Linked DNA regions of Homo sapiens: region 2 is linked to region 1. Evidence: read pairs that join two places in POLR2A ChIA-PET (ENCODE). Cell type or tissue: PC-9. All regions are shown on one strand. Links, peaks and the distances in the headings refer to the core of each region. The heading gives the core; the rest is flanking DNA.

Region 1 (8,342 bases), core at 223-8,222:
GCTTTCAGGTATTGACAGCCAGCCCCATATATTAAGGTAACCAGGTTGAATCTTCCAATTTGAGAACCCATGTATGGGTTGCAGTGAGCCGAGATCATGCCACTGCACTCCATCCTGGGCAACAAGAACGAAACTCCGTCTCAAAAACAAAGAAGGATATAATAAAGTTAATATATAAACCATGTATGTGGTTAGGAATAAATTCAAATTCACCAGTCTCCAATGGTGATTACTTTTACTACATAGAAAAACATTTTAGTGACTTACAGAGGATTTTTATTTGTGAATATTTCAGTAAAGTTTGTGTTGATTGTTGATAACACTGTTCATCTACTGAAGCACTTTAATAAAAATAAAATGAGCTGGAATTAGAAATTTGGTGTTTAAATTCTTCAACACAAGAGAAACTCAAAGTCATATAGAAAGGAAGGATATAGGCCGGGCGCAGTGGCTCACACCTGTAATCCCAGCACTCTGGGAGGCCGAGGCAGGCAGATCACCTGATGTCAGGAGTTCGAGACCAGCCTGACCAACATGGTGAAAACCCCGTCTCTACTAAAAATACAAAATTAGCCGGGTGTGATGGTGCATGCCTGTTATCCCAGCTACTGGGAGGCTGAGGCAGGAGAATCGCTTCAACCCAGGAGGTGGTGGTTGCAGTGAGCCAAGATCGCGCCACTGCACTCCAGCCTGGGCAACAAGAACGAAACTCCGTCTCAAAAACAAAGAAGGATATAATAAAGTTAATATATAAAATATTATTTTACCCCCAGAGTGTTCCCTGAGAATAGACTAATACAAGCAATAAACTCCAGATCTTAGTGACTTTTGACAAACGTTTCTTGTTCATGGGTCTAGGAGTTAGCCGCAGCTCTGCTCGACTCACCTTGGCTTGCTTGGCTTGGCTCTGTTCCACAGTCTTCTTTCTCTGGCACTAGACTGATGGAATAGTTCCTACTTGGGACATACACTTTTTATAGTGAAGAGCAGGAGCAAGAGACAAACCATACCATGCAAGCACATTCAGACTCCTGCTTGAATATGGTGTAAATCAAATTGTTCATATACCATTGACCAAAGCAAATCACATGGACAAGCCTAACATGAGACTGGAGAAGCATACTCTACCTACAGAGTGGCAAACATGGATGGTATAATACTCTCATAAGTAGGGAAAGTGAATTGGTCATGAATATCTGCTCCTATATTACACACAACACACAGCCCCTCCTCAAGGAAGACCAAAAATCTTATCCAGTCATGTGAGACCTAAATTCTAGGATCTCATCTAGATGAAGGTGTAGATGAAGTGTTTCTTGATCCTGTGACTTGTTAACTTAAACAACAAGATATATCTACCTAAAATGAACAACAGAGACCAACTCTCCAAAGCAGAGTTTATTTGGGAATAGCAGGGGATTGCAATCTGGGATATGCATGCTATGGCAGACCACAGGCTCATCCAAAGGAGTTGTGGCAAAGGGGAAGCTTTTAAAAACAAAAAGAAGTCCACGTAAACTGTTTTGGAACAAAGACCATTGGTTACAGGGGCTTGTTGCAGAGTTGGCAATAGCTCATGGGTGGAGACATTCATTGTTAGTTGAGTATCCTTGTGTAAGTGACTTATCTGGAATACTGTGGTTTTGAGGAATTTTTTGCATAGTTCCCATCATAGGCATACTCGAATGAGGGCCCCTCCTCCATGGCCTCAGCTCCGTTTTGTTTGTTAGATTTGACATTAGTGACTCCATTTTGATAATTTTACAGTTAATGCATTGTGGTGGTCATTTCACAATGTATACATATATCAAAACAAGTTGTATTCCTTAATTATATAAAATTTGTGTCACTTTGATACCCAGGCTACATGAAGTATAAACCTATGTGAAGTATAAAACTTGCCACACTGGGACTCTGGGAACATAGGTGATAAGTATGTGTTTAGGGTGGTTTGCAGGGGCAAAGAAAGTCTTGACATGATTTCAGAAATCCTAGGCACACCAATTAACATCTGCTTTACCTACAATAATAGGTCCAGGTCAGACTTTTTGATAATAGTGTAAGTGTGATAGAATGTTTTCTGTAGTAAAAGAATGTTTTACAAAATACAGAATTTGCTAAAAACATTTGTGAAACACCCAGTAGATTCTTTAGCAGCTGGTACTATTCTGACTTGTGGTTAATGCTAACACACAGTTGGCCTTCCACGTCCGTGGGTTCCACAACCATGGATTCAACCATGGTGGATCAAAAATATTTTTAAAAATTGCTTGTGAGGCCAGGCGTGGTGGCTCATGCCTGTAATCCCAACACTTTGGGAGGCCAAGATGGGCAGATCAACTGAGGTCAGGAGTTCAAGACCAGCCTGGCCAATATGGTGAAACTCTGTCTCTACTAAAAATACAAAAATTAGCCAGGCCTGGTGGCTCATGCCTGTAATCCCAGCTACTGTAGAGTCTGAGGCATGAGAATCGCCTGGAGACGGAGGTTGCAGTGAGCCAAGATCATACCACTGCACTCCAGCCTGGGCGACAGAGTGAGACTCCGTCTCAAAAAAAAAAAAAAAGAAAAGTTGCTTGTGTACTGAACATGTAGTCTTTTTTTTCTTGTCATTATTCCCTAAACAATACAGTAAAACAACTATTTACATAGCATTTACCTAATATTAGGTATTATAAGTAATCTAGAGATTATTTAAAATATACAGGAAGATGCACATAGTTATATGCAAATACTACCCCATTTTATATCAAGGACTTGAGCATCCAAGGATTTTGGTATCCTTAGGAGGTCCTGGAACCAATCCCTCCAGATACTGAGGGACAACTATATTGTCTTAGTCTGTTTTCTGTTATAAGACTACCAGAAATTGGATAATTTTATATAAACAATATAAATGTATATGGTTTACAGTTCTGGAGGTTGAGAAGTCCAAGAGCATGGCGCTGGTATCTGGCGAAGGCCTTTATGCTGCATCATCCCATGGCAGAAGGCAGAAAGGCAAGATAGCACACTAGAGAGAACTAGGAAAAGAGGGCTAAACTCATCCTTTTTCAAGAACCCACTCCTGAGATAATCAACCTATTCCCACAATAACTCCATCAATCCCTTCATGATTGCAGAGTCTTCATGATCTAATGACTTCTTAAAGGTCCCACTTCTCAACATGATTGCATTGGGAATTATGCTTCCAACACACAAACTTTGGGAGACACATTCAAACCATAGCACTTTTTTTTTTTTTTTTTGAGACAGAGTTTCACTGTTGTCCCCTAGGCTGGAGTACAATGGTGTGACCTCGGCTCACTGCAACCTCTGCCTCCCAGATTCAAGCAATTCTCCTGCCTCAGCCTCCCGAGTAGCTGGGATTACAAGCATGCACCACAACACCCGGCCATAGCACATATTTTATATGATGTTTTTCAACATTAGAGACCTCAAAAAGACATTTGAGAGTAAAAATGGCTACAGTATGATTTTATTATCTATACATTAAATATAAACTTTATCTGCCTCTGAGTCTCCTCCTTTCCCATTTTCTCTGAACCAAAAAAAAAAAAAACAAAAAGAATGAAGAGAATAATTTACCTCCCTTATCTCACCACTCAACACAGATTGTTTATATGGTGGTGGTTTAACAATATAAGGAAATGTGTAATCTATAAAATAGAGTAGAACAAAGAGATCAAAGCTCTATTGATATTGGTGAAGCATTGTAACAACATGCAAATTATTTCTGGAAATGTTGGTATAGGTAAGTCCCAATAGGTGATGTTTGGAAAACACATGAGTTACATCTCAAAAAACAACAGCAACAACAACAAAAAAACAAAACAATAGAAACTTATTCTCTCTCTTTTTTTTTTTTTTGAGACAGAGTCTCACTCTGTCGCCCAGGCTGGAATGCAGTGGCACAATCTCGGCTCACCGCAACCTCCGCCTCCCGGCTTCAAGCAATTCTCCTGCCTCAGCCTCGCGAGTAGCTGGGATTACAGGTGCCTGCCACTACACCCAACTAATTTTTTCTATTTTTAGTAGAGACAGGGTTTCACCATGTTGGCCAGGCTGGTCTTGAACTCTTGACCTCGTGATTCACCCACCTTGGCCTCCCAAAGTGTTGGGATTACAGGCATGAGCCACTGCGGCTGGCCAACTTATTCTCTCTCACAGTGTGGAAGCCAGGTGCCTGAAGTCAGGTGTCACTAGGAAGGTGCTCCCTCAAAAGGTTCAGATGGGAGAATCTGTTCCCTGCCTCTTCCAGCTTCTGGGGGCTCTGGGAATTCCTGGGCTTGTGGTGCATCACTCCAGTCTCTGCCTCTGTGGTCACAATTCTTCCTCCCCTTCTCCCTCAACTCCCTCTGCTTCTCTCTCATAAGGATACATGTGATTGCATTTGGGGCCCCCTCGGATGATCCTCCTCTAAAGATCCTGAACCCAATCACATCTTTGGCCGTATAAGGTAATAGTCACAGTTTCCTGGGATTCACATGTGGACAAATCTTTTTTGGAGCCACCATTCAACCCACTTTACCCACTAACACTCATCAAAAATCTAACAAATAGCAACAATGATTCATTTACTCCCTCTCTGTCATCATTAGTAGTGTAAGGCAAGTCCCAGGAGAGGTTATTTTTAATTGAAAAATGCTTGCAACTGCAAATGTAGTCAAAGGAGATTCAAGAAAGATTTTCTGGCTTGGGTAGGGTATATGTCATGAAGAAGCAGGTATCCAGTTGAATAACACATTTCTGCATTTATTGGTATTTTAATTAAGAATATACAGGTTAAAAATTCAGAGGATACAAGAGTACACAATGAAAAATGTAATTTCCTCCCATCCAGATCCCTATCTTGTTCCCCAGAAGTAATGAGTATCAATATTTTTTTATCCTTTCAGAAAACTTCCACAGTACTCATCCATCTCCTCCCTACCAACATTTTTTTTTACACAATTGGGAACACAAGACATGCTGTTCTATGTCTTTACCATTTGTCTTGGATATCTTTCCATATTAATATTCTCTCATATGACTATAAATTATTATACTCATTTAATAATATATGATTTTAATTACTTAATAAATAAGTCTTCCCTAACACCACCTTCAAATACTTTTCACCTAAGAAGGGTATAGATGGGAAGAATCATGTGTAGCATGTGTGTGTGTGTGTGTGTGTGTGTGTGTGTGTGTGTGTGTGTGTGGTGGTGGGGATGGGGTTAAGGGAGATTCACTCAGTTCCCATAGCAATAGGTCAAAACAGTCTGACGTATCATTTCCTCCCAGCAGTTCTGGTTATTCAGACTCCCAAATCCTGTAAATGTAATGAGATGGTGCCCGAGTGTGCTATGGGGAGGTGTTCAGGCTGTTTGCTCCTGTAGTAATTAGCCAGATTTAAATTTCAAAAATCAAGAATTTTAAATTTTTACTTTTATTTTATAGAAAAGAAAATAACCAAAGTCTTTCTAGGGAACCGCAAGACTACAAAAGTCATCCCACCTCTGCTCAAACACCTTCAGGGAAAGTGACTTCTTTACTAAATAAGACAGTGCCATCTGTCCCCTTGCCTCCAAATGGAAACATTACTTCAAACATTCTGTAACTTTTTGTTCAAATGCTTAATGGAGCTGGCAGGACAAAGATCTTCCATGTGGATGCCTGTGAAAGTATGTCTTTACCAGAAGATAACATTTTACCCAGAAAGGCAGTACAGCATAATGGCTCAGATAGAGGGTGCTAGACCCAACTTGGTGAGCTATTGTATCATGCTCTGCCTCTATTAGCTGTGTGATATGCGACAGATGATTTAGTCTCTCTATGCTTCAGACTCCCCATCTGTAAAGTGGGGCTAATATTACTACTTACCTTCTATGGTTGTATTAAATGAGTATACATGATTTTTATATATAGTGCTTAGGAGAATGCTTACTAAATATGAGTGCCCAATAATTGCTATTATTTTTCCTACCTCATTCCCCTCCCTCTCAATCCCCCAGCAAGAATAATAAATAGCATTTTAACTCTCTAGATCAGGGATTGGCAAATTAACAGCCCGTGGGCCAACTCCAGCTTACTACCAGTTTTTATACAGCCCATGAGCTAAGAATTTTTTTTTACGTTTTTAAATGGTTGGGGAAAATCCAAAGAAGAAAAATATGTTCTGACACATGAAAATGAACACAGATGTGCTCATTTGTTTACGTGTGGTTTGTACAGTCATGCGTTGCTTAGTGATGGGGATACTTTCTGAGAAATGCATCATAAGGCAATTTTGTCCTCGTGCAAACACCATAGAGTGTAGTTACACAAACCTAGATGGTATAGCCTACTGCACACCTGGGCTATATGGTATAACCTATGGCTCCTAGGCTACAAACCTGCACAGCATGTTACTGTACTGAATACTGCAAGCAATTGTAACACAAGAATGAGTATTTGTGTATCTAAACATAGAAAAGGTACAGTAAAAATAAAGTAAAATACAGTAAAAATAGTAGACCTGTATAGGGCACTTATCATCAATGGAGACTGCAGGGCTGAAATTGAGTGGTGTGTGAATGTGAAGGTGTAGGACATTGTTATATACTCCTGCAGACTTTATGAACACTCTACACTTAAGCTACACTAAATGTATTTAAATTTTTTTATTCAATAACAAATTAACCTTTGCTCACTGTAACTTACTTTATAAACTTTTTAATATTTTTAAACTTTTTGACTCTTCTGTAATAACACTTAGCTTAAAACACGCACACATTGTGCAGATGTACAAAAATATTTTCTTTCCTTATATCCTTATTCTCTAAGCTTTTTCTATGTTTAATTTTTTTTAGTTTTTAAACTTTTTTGTTAAAAACTAAGTCAGAAACAAATACATTAACCTAGGCCTACACAGGGTCAGGATCATGAAGACATCACTGGGTGATGGGAATTTTTCAGTCCCATTATAATCTTATGGGATCACTGTTGTATATGTGGTCCACCATTAACCAACATGCTGTTATGCGCTGCATAGCCTGTAACTGCTTTTATGCTACACCAGCACAGTTTAGTAGTTGTAAAAGAGGACACAGGGCCGGGCGAGGTGGCTCACACCTGAAATCCCAGCACTTTGGGAGGCCGAGGCAGGTAGATCACGAGGTCAGGAGTTTGAGCCCAACCTGGCCAACATGGTGAAACCCCATCTCTACTAAAAATACAAAAATTAGCCAGGCATGGTGGGGGGCATCTGTAGTCCCAGCTACTCAGGAGGCTGAGGCAGGAGAATCGCTTGAACCCAGGAGGCGGAGGTTGCAGTGAGCCGAGATCATGCCATTGCATTCCAGCCTGGGTGACAGAGTGAGACTCCATCTCAAAAAAAAAAGAGGACACGGGGCCCACAAAGTCTAAAATATTTACTCTCTGGCCCTTCACAGAGTTTGCTGACCTCTGTCCTGGATATGAATGACTCCTCTCCTAAGTCTGCCCCAGCTGGCCTTGTATCCCAAGGTCTTGCATTCTCACTGCTAGGACCCTAGTGGGTGAACAGAGGAAATGACCTACAAAGAACGGTTTATTTTTTCTGTAACTTCTTCTTTAATATAAGGACTATCAAGGGTGGGGCTATCATGAAATGAATCCAGTGATATACTATTGCACTTAATGAAACAAAAAAAGAGAAAGAAAAAATAAAGGAAGGACAGAAAGAAGATGTCACCAGAGTAGAAAAGAGGAAATAGGAATTTTTAAGTGTAACTTCTAAGAAAGATAGTGATAGAATATTCTAAGTTTGGATATTCTAAGAATGCATGCTTCAATTCTGGTAATTTTTAAAAAGAACAGCACAGTTAGCATTACTATTTATAAAGAAGACATAAGGATGTGTATTCATAAATAGATAAAATTAACTAGTGCTATTCTGATGTGAGAATGAATAGTTATCTAAATTTAACATCTTCCACTTTACACAGGAAGATTTGTTCAGTTCTTGTGGAATAAACATCTAAGGTCCTAAACATTAAGTGATTCTTAAGTAAACTGGCATTTAAGACAAATGCATATGTAATCAATGATGTTCTGATACTAGCAAGAATCTGAACTATGTGCTATAACAAAGTCTACCATCCAGCCACCCACCTCAGCAGCTCTCCTTATCTCCCTGCAGATCAATGCTAAGGCTTTCTTCCGTGCAAAGGCTGAAGATCCATTTGGTTGATAGAAAACAGTCCTGCCACTGAAATTGTTTCAATCATCACTAGACCATTTTATATCCTGCCTGTCCACTGGCAAAACATGCTTTCTTGTACTTTATATCTTTTAAAGTAAGGCTTCTTGGAAACACTTTAAATTCACACAGCAGGCCA
Region 2 (8,342 bases), core at 120-8,119, 100 kb after region 1:
GGTGTGGTGGCAGGAGCCTGTAATCCCAGCTACTCAGGAGGCTGAGACAGAGAATTGCTGGAACCTGGGAGGTGGAAGTTGCAGTGAGCCGAGATAGTGCCACTGCACTCCCAGCCTGGTGACAGAATGAGACTCAGTCTCAAACAAACAAACAAAAAAAAAAAAAAAAAAAAAAAACCCCCCACACACACCCCCAGTCCCCTTTTCTCTGTGAATCCTTCTGACTACTCCAGGGAAGAATGAAGCCTTCTTGCCTCTGGCCTCGTGTTTACTACATTTGGCATTAAGAGTTCCTGCCAGTCAGTGCTGCTGATCACCTTTCCCTGTGTAAATGTCTGGCTCCCTTCCCAGGCTAGAAGTCCCTTAAAGGAGGCTGGGCATGGTGGCTCTCGCCTGTAATCCCAGCACTTTGGGAGGGAGGCCTAGGCGGGCAGATCACCTGAGGTCAGGAGTTCAAGACCAGCCTGGCCAACGAACATGGTGAAGCCCCATCGCTACTAAAAATACAAAAATTAGCCAGGTGTGGTGGAGAGTGCCTGTAGCCTCAGCTACTTGCAGGGGCTGAGGCAGGAGAATCCTTGAACCCAGGAGGTGGAGATTGCAGCGAGCTGAGATCACACCACCGCACTCCAACCTAGGTGACAGAGCAAGACTCCATCCCCACCCCCCCCAAAAAAGAGAAATTATACAAATAGTAAGGATGTGAAAGGTGTTTAACCTCTTTAGTTAACAAGGAAATGCACATTGAAACTACCATGAGATACCACACCCACCTACCAGCATGGCTATATTTAGAAAGACTGACAATGTCAAGTGTTGGCAAAAAAATGTGGACCAATGACAACTTTCACACACTGCTCATGGGAGTGGAAACTGGTGCAAACTCCTTAGAAAACTGGAAATATTTACTAAACTGAACATACACATAGCTGATAATCAAGCACTTCCACTGCTGGGTATTCACCCAACAGAACTGCACATTTATGTGCATCCAGAGACATACACAAGAATATACAGGCATTCTTCATGAATAATACCAAACCAGAAACACCTTCAATGTCCAGAATCATAGACTAGATAAATTATGGTATATTGTACAAATGACTAACAGCTACATAGGATATGGTTACTCTCACAAACTATGTTAAACAAAAGGAGCAGGGTACAAAATAATTCATACCGTAAATTTCTGTTTATATAAGCTTCAAAAGCAAGCAAAACTAATATATGGTGTTAGAAGTCAGGTGTTGAGGGGGGAATCTGGGGTGCTGGTGACATACTACTAATAGTTCTCCTGGGTGGAAGTTTACACAGGTGAGTTAACTGAAACTTCATTGACATCTACACTTCTCATTTGTGTACTTGAACCCGGGAGGCGGATGTCATTTAAGAAATTTAAGGCGGATGTTAAATGTCATTTAAGAAATTTATTAGAGGCGGGGAGCAGTGGCTCACGCCTGTAATCCCAGCACTTTCGGAGGCCGAGGCGGGCGGATCATGAGGTCAGGAGATCAAGACCATCCTGGCTAACATGGTCAAACCCCGTCTCTACTAAAAATACAAAAAAATTAGCCAGGCATGCTGGCAGGCGCCTGTAGTCCCAGCTACTTGGGAGGCTGAGGCAGGAGAATGGCGTGAACCCAGGAGGCGGAGCTTGCAGTGAGCCGAGATCGCATCACTGCATTCCAGCCTGGGCGACAGTGTGAGACCCCGTCTCAAAAAAAAAAAAAAAAAAATTTATTAGAAATACATACTTAAAAATCAATGAGGAGACCCTATTTAATAATCCAGTGGCTGCCAAAATTATGCACAGTGGTTTTCTGAATCTTCTTTTAATTTATTTTTATACATATTTTTTGAGATGGAGTCTCGCTCTGTCGCCCAGGCTGGAGTGCAGTGGCGCCATCTCGGCTCACTGCAAGCTGCGCCTCCCAGGTTCAAGCATTTCTCTGCCTGAGGCTCCTGAGTAACTGGGATTACAGGCACCCGCCACCACGCCGGGCTAATCTTTGTGTTTTTAGTAGAGACAGGGTTTCACCATTCTGGCCAGGCTGTTCTTGAACTCCTGACCTCATGATCCACCCGCCTTGGCCTCCCAAAGTGCTGGGATTACAGGCATGAGTCACCGCGCCCGGCCAGTCTTTTCTTATTGTGAAAATGTCAAATGTAAACAAGAGGACAGCAGAATATTAGAGTAGCTTTCCTTTTTTTTTTTTTTTTCCTTGTAGAGAGGGTCTTGCTTTGTCATCCAGGCTGGAGTGCAGTGACGCCATCTCAGCTCACTGCAACCTTCACCTCCTGCGTTCAAGAGATTCTCATGCTTCAGCCTCCCAAGTAGCTGGGATTATGGGCATGCACCACCATGTCCAGCTAAATGTTTGTATGTTTTAGTAGAGACGGGTTTTGCTGTATTGGCCAGGCTGGTCTTTACTGTCCTCAAGTGATCCGCCCGCTTCGGCCTCCCAAAGTGCTGGGATTACAGGTGCGAGCCACTGTGCCTGGCCTAGAGTAACTTTCCTTTGATGAAATCTGCTATCATTTGTTTCTACAAATCATTCTTCTAAAATACTGTATTCCTTATGAAAATAATATAATCATACAAACAAAATTTCGGAAACTAGAAACAAATAAAACCCCTAACCTCTCCCATCCATTTAAACATAAATTGCTTTATAATTTTGATACATTTCCTTCTAATCTTTCTTCCTCCACATTAATGTATTTTAAAGTAAAATACATTATTTTTCTCATTCAGAGTTTTAGTCACTTTCTCTATAATTTGAAAATAGTTTATTATTTACCCAGCATTTATGGTCATCTCTAAAATACTTAGCACTGTGAATATATGTCAGATAAAAATACAAAGTAAATTTCACTTAGCTGTTCAAAAAATAGCATAATAATATAGATTAAATTCCAAGCACCTTGAAGCAGTTTACACTCTTGATAGTCTTATTTACATAAAGGGGACACTTTTATTTTCTCTACTCTTTAGGTAAGAAAAACATGGCACATGGTTGATAATGAGACTATACCCAGAATGCAAGTTTTCCTATCCAACTTTTGCATTACAGCGGGCCTGGTACCAAAATATCAAATATGCAACTTAAAGTACTCTAACTCATTTAGCTAAGAAATCCTTTCCATTCCCTGCTGTCCAAATTCATCAATGCCTGGTTACTCAGATAATATGAATACACTAGAGTCTGGCTAAAATCTTATTTTTAGGTTCATGCTTGAAAACACCTTATAGATGTGATTATTTTTTCCCTATCTATCTTTCTCTATTATAAAGGTAATAAATCTTAATGAACATATCTTGTTAGACTGGGTTGGATTCCCCCAGAAGCAATCCTGTGGGCAATAATTTTCATGCAATATTTTATTTGGGAAGTGATCTTGGGAACCTCTGTTGGGAATAGGAAAGCGAGACGGGGAAGGGAAGTTAAGCCAACAGAGGGTGTGCAATAGGGCAAGGTTCTGTTGTGGGTGTCGAGGCTGGATCCTGCTGAAGAACTTGGGGAGACAGTGGAGAACTCACTTCACATCGTCCCAACTACGGAGGAAAGAAGCTGGGGTCGTTATCCTTCAACGCCCATCTGACAGTTGACTGAGGACTATTTCTGGAGGTGTAACTCCCCAGCACTTCTGGCCTATCTTTAGCTGGAGAAGAGCCAAAAGAAAGGTACTGTTGATACATTTATCTTGGGAAATTCTCAGTCATTATTGCTTCAAATATTTCTTCTGTTCCTTTCTTCTTTTTCTGGTATTCCCATTATGTGTATTTATACCTTGTGTAATTGTCCCTAAGTTCTTGGATATTCTGTTATTCTTTTCAGTCTCTTTTTCTTTTTTTCTTTTTTTTTTTTTGAGACAAGGTCTGGCTCCGTTACCCAGGCTGGAGTGCAGTGGAGTGCAATGGTGCGATCTCAGCTCACTGCAACCTCTGCCTCCCAAGCTCAAGCCATCCTTCCATCTCACCCGCCCAAGTAGCTGAGACTATAGGTGTGCACCACCATGCCTGGCTAATTTTTGTTTGTTTGTTTTTGTAAAGACGGGGTATTGCCATATTGCCCAGGCTGGTCTCGACCTCCCAAAGTTGTGGGGTCACAGGCATGAGCCACTGCCCGGCCCAGTCTTTTTTCTCCACATTTCAGTTTTGGGGGTTTCTATTGACATATCTTCAAGCTCACTGATTTTTTTCCTCAGCTGTATCCAGTGTATAATAAGCCCATTAAAGACATTCTTCATTTTTGTTACAATGTTTTTTATTTCTAGCATTTTTTTATTCATTCTTGGAATGTCCATCTCTCTGCTTACATTACCCATCTGTTTTTGCATGTTGCCTACCTTTTTCATTAGCACCCTTAGCATATTAGTCATAGTTGTTAAATTCCTGGTCTGATCATTCCAGCATCCCTGCCATATCTGAGTCTGGTTCAGATGCCTGAGTTGTAGGAAAGGGGAAGCATTCTAAAGTCCTACGAGTAGGTCTCAGTCTTTTTTTTTTTTTTTTTTTTTTTTTTTGAGACGGTGTGAAATTTCACTCTTGTTGCCTAGGCTGGAGTGCAATGGTGCGATCTCGGCTCATGGCAACCTCTGCCTCCTGGGTTCAAGCAATTCTTCTGCCTCAGCCTCCCAAGTAGCTGGGATGACAGGCATGCACCACCACGCCCGGCTAATTTTGTATTTTTAGTAGAGATGGGCTTTCTCCATGTTGGTCAGGCTGGTCTTGAACTCCCGACCTCAGGTGATCCGCTTGCCTTAGCCTCCCAAAGTGCTGGGATTACAGGCATGAGCCACCATGCCCCGCAGGTCTCAGTCTTTCAGTGAGCCTGTGCCCTTGAGCTGTGATCTTCATAAGTGCCTCTCAGTCTCCACTACCCCCTTTAGATGAGACAAGAAGGCTAGAAGAGGTCAGAGTTGGATATTTTCCTTTCCCCAGCCCAGTTAGGCTGTGGTAAAACCTGTCAGTTAGGCTATGATGAAATAGTTTCCCTTGAGGGCTGCTCTTGTTAGGAAGAAGAGAATGCTCTAGGTGTATTTCTAAATGGCTACTTTCCCCCTTTCCCCTGACAGAAGCATGAGAGGATTTTTGTCGTATTTTCACTGTGAGAACGGGGTAGAGGTAAAACTCACAAAAGTGTGGGTGCTCCATTGAGACTGGGCTCCTTCAGAGTTTTAAACTCACAAACAACTTGTCCATGCTGAGCCTCTAGCAATCCTGCAATTACAGTTGAGGTTCTCCTATCCCAGGCTGCAGAGGTTTCTGCTCCGGTAAATTCTGATTCTTGGCCGGGCGTGGTGGCTCAGGCCTGTAATCTCAGCACTTTGAGAGGCCAAGGCAGGTGGATCACCTGAGGTCAGGAGTTCTAAACCAGCCTGACCAACATGGTGAAACCCTGTCTCTATTAAAAATACAAAAATTAGCCGGGCGTGGTGGCACATGCCTGTAATCCCAGCTACTAGGGAGGCTGAGGCAGGAAAATCACTTGAACCCGGGAGGTGGAGGTTGTAGTGAGCCGAGATCACACCATTGCACTCCAGCCTGGGCAACAAGAGCAAAATTCCACCTCAAAAAAAAAAAAAAAAAAGAATTCTGATTCTCTGACTGGGCGTGGTGGCTCATGTCTGTAATACTAGCACTTTGGGAGGCTGAGGCAGGCAGATCACCTGAGGTCAGGAGTTTGAGACCAGCCTGGCCAACATGGTGAAACCTCATCTCTACTTAAAATACAAAAATTAGCCAGGTGTGGTGGCAGTTCACCTGTACTTGGGAGGTTGAGGCAGAAGAATCGCTTGAACCTGGGAGGCGGAGGCTGCAGTGAGCTGAGATTGAGTCACTGCACTCCAGACTGGGTGACACAGCAAGACTCCATCACACACACATGCACACATACACACACACACACACACACACACACCCCTCTGTTTCTCTGTATTTTCCAGTCTGCCCCTCCAGTGTTGGGGGCAGTAGTTTGCCCTGTGACCTCAGTTCTCTGATGGGTCTAAGAAGAGTTATTAATTTTCAGTTCGTTCAGCTTTTTTCTTGTATGAATGGGACAGATGACTTCTAAGATACATGCCAGACTGAAAAACAAAAGTCTTGATACATTATTACTAACTATAGTCCACATTTCAGGGCCGGGTGCAGTGGTTCATGCCTGTAATCCCAGCACTTTGGGAGACCAAGGTGGGTGGATTGCTTGAGCTCAGAAGTTTCAAGACAAGCCTGGGCAACATAGCAAAACCCCGTTATCTACAAAAAATACAAAAATTTGTCAGGCATGGTGGCACATGCCTGTAGTCCCAGCTACTTGGGAGGCTGAGGTAGGAGGATCACCTGAGCCTGAGGAGGTCAAACTGTAGTGAGCCGTGATCGTGCCACTGCACTCCAGCCTGGGCAACAGAGTGAGACCCTGTCTCAATAAATAAATAAATAAATAAATAAATAAATAAATAAATAAATAAATAAATCCCACACCTTATTCAAAAGTCCAGCCTGGGCAACAGAGTGAGACCCTGTCTCAATAAATAAATAAATAAATAAATAAATAAATAAAGCCCACACCATATTCAAAAGTCCTTAGTTTTTACCTAACGTCCTTCTTTTTTGTCTCAAGATCCCGTCCAGGACACCATATGACATTTATCCAACACATCTACTTGGGTTCCTCTTGGCTGCAACAGTTCCTTGGACTTTCCTTATTTTTGATGACCTTGACAGTTTTGAGGGGTACCGATAAGGTATTCTGTGGAATGTCCCCCAATTGGAATTTGTCTCATGAGAAAATTATGATTAGACTGGGTGATGGGTTTTTTAGAACCATAGAAGTCAAGTACCATTCACATAACATCATATCAAGGGTACCTACTTTCAATATGAATGATCACTGCTGATGTTAACCTCAGTCGCCTGGCTCGGACAGTCTGTAAAATTACTCTTTCCTCAGTCCCTTTACAAATTGTATTTTTTGGAAGAAAGTCACTATGCTCAGCCCACACTTAAGGACAGGGGAGTTATACTCCATCTCCTTGAAGGCAGAGTATCTACATACATTATTTAGAATTCTGCATAGGAGCTTTGTCTTTCCTCATTCATTCATTTGTTTATATCACTATGAACTCATGGATATCTATTTTATACTTTGAATTACAATCCAATACCACTTCATCTATTTTTTTCTTTTTTGAGACAGAGTTTCACTCTCTATCACCCACGCTGGGGTGCAGTGGTGGGATCATAGCTCACTGTAGCTTCAACTTCCCAGGCTCAAGTGATCCTCCTGTCTCAGCCTCCCAAGTAGCTGGGACCACAGACATGGGCCACCATGCCTGGCCAATTTTTAAATTAATTTTAATTTTAATTTATTATTATTTTTCTTATCTCCTAGAGCCTTCAGATGAGATAATTTTTAATTTTTTTAAGAGATGGGTTCTCCCTATGTTGCCCAGGCTGGTCTTGAACTCCTGGGCTAAAGAGATTCTCCCTCCTTAGCCTCCCAAAATGCTAGGATTATAGGTGTGAGCCACTGTGCCTGGCCACGTCATCTATTTTTATTGCCCCACATTGTTCCAGCTTTGGCCACTGGGAGGTCTTTGAGTTGGCTCCCATGTCCCTTTGTAATAACCACATCGGGTGTGTGTGTGGGGTGTGTGTGTGTGTGTGTGTGTGTGTGTGTGTGTGTGTTCTTCCTGAGTACTTCCTTCTTTCTGGCACTGTAAGACACTGCAAGCTCAGCATACAAAACTGCAGCTAGATAAGAGAATTAAGTTCTAGTGCACTTAGAATGCCCTACAGTTAATACTGTAGGATGACTACAGTTAACAGTAATATACAGTTTCAATATACATATTGAGTACAATACAGTTAACAATAATATATAGTTTCAAATAGGTAGAAGGAGAATATTGAAGGTTCCTAACACAAAGAAATGATAAATGTTTGAGATGATGGATATGCTAATTACCCAGATCTCATCATTATACATTATATGTTGAAACATCATCGTGTACCCCATAAAATATGTACAATTATTATGTAAACTAAAACCTACAATTTAAAAAGGTGCATCCAGGGCAGGCGTAGTGGCTCATGCCTGTAATCCCAGCACTTTGGGAGGCCAAGGCGGGCAGATAACCTGAGGTCAGGAGTTCGAGACCAGCCTGGCCAACATGGAGAAACCCCATCTCTACTAAAAATACACAAATTAGCCAGGTGTTGTGGTGCATGCCTGTAGTCCTAGCTACTCCGGAGGCTGAGGCAGAAGAATCACTTGAACCTGGGAGGTGGAGGATGCAGTGAGCCGAGATCACACCACTGCACTCCAGCCTGGGTAACA

Evidence for each region. ChIA-PET counts read pairs that join two places held together with the same protein. Peaks named below come from ENCODE experiments on the same cell type or tissue, not always from the same donor. Only the 100,000 strongest peaks of a DNase experiment are listed, where the experiment ranks them.
Region 2: POLR2A ChIA-PET joins it to region 1 with 10 read pairs; 8 of 35 experiments call an interaction of 5 or more read pairs at or near these places.

Annotation. Positions count from the first base shown.
Region 1 is chr7:129,488,025-129,496,366 of GRCh38, forward strand. It overlaps STRIP2 (striatin interacting protein 2), which reads left to right. Exons shown (of 21, transcript NM_020704.3): 21 at 1-375. Among named protein-coding and RNA genes, the nearest start is that of SMKR1, 10 kb to the right of the region's middle. In PC-9, for the core only: no CTCF peak of the experiment used is centred there; no DNase peak of the experiment used is centred there.
Region 2 is chr7:129,587,644-129,595,985 of GRCh38, forward strand. No RefSeq gene overlaps it. Among named protein-coding and RNA genes, the nearest start is that of NRF1, 20 kb to the right of the region's middle. In PC-9, for the core only: no CTCF peak of the experiment used is centred there; DNase peaks (open chromatin) are centred at 2,078, 4,418 and 4,988; H3K27ac peaks cover 2,329 bases.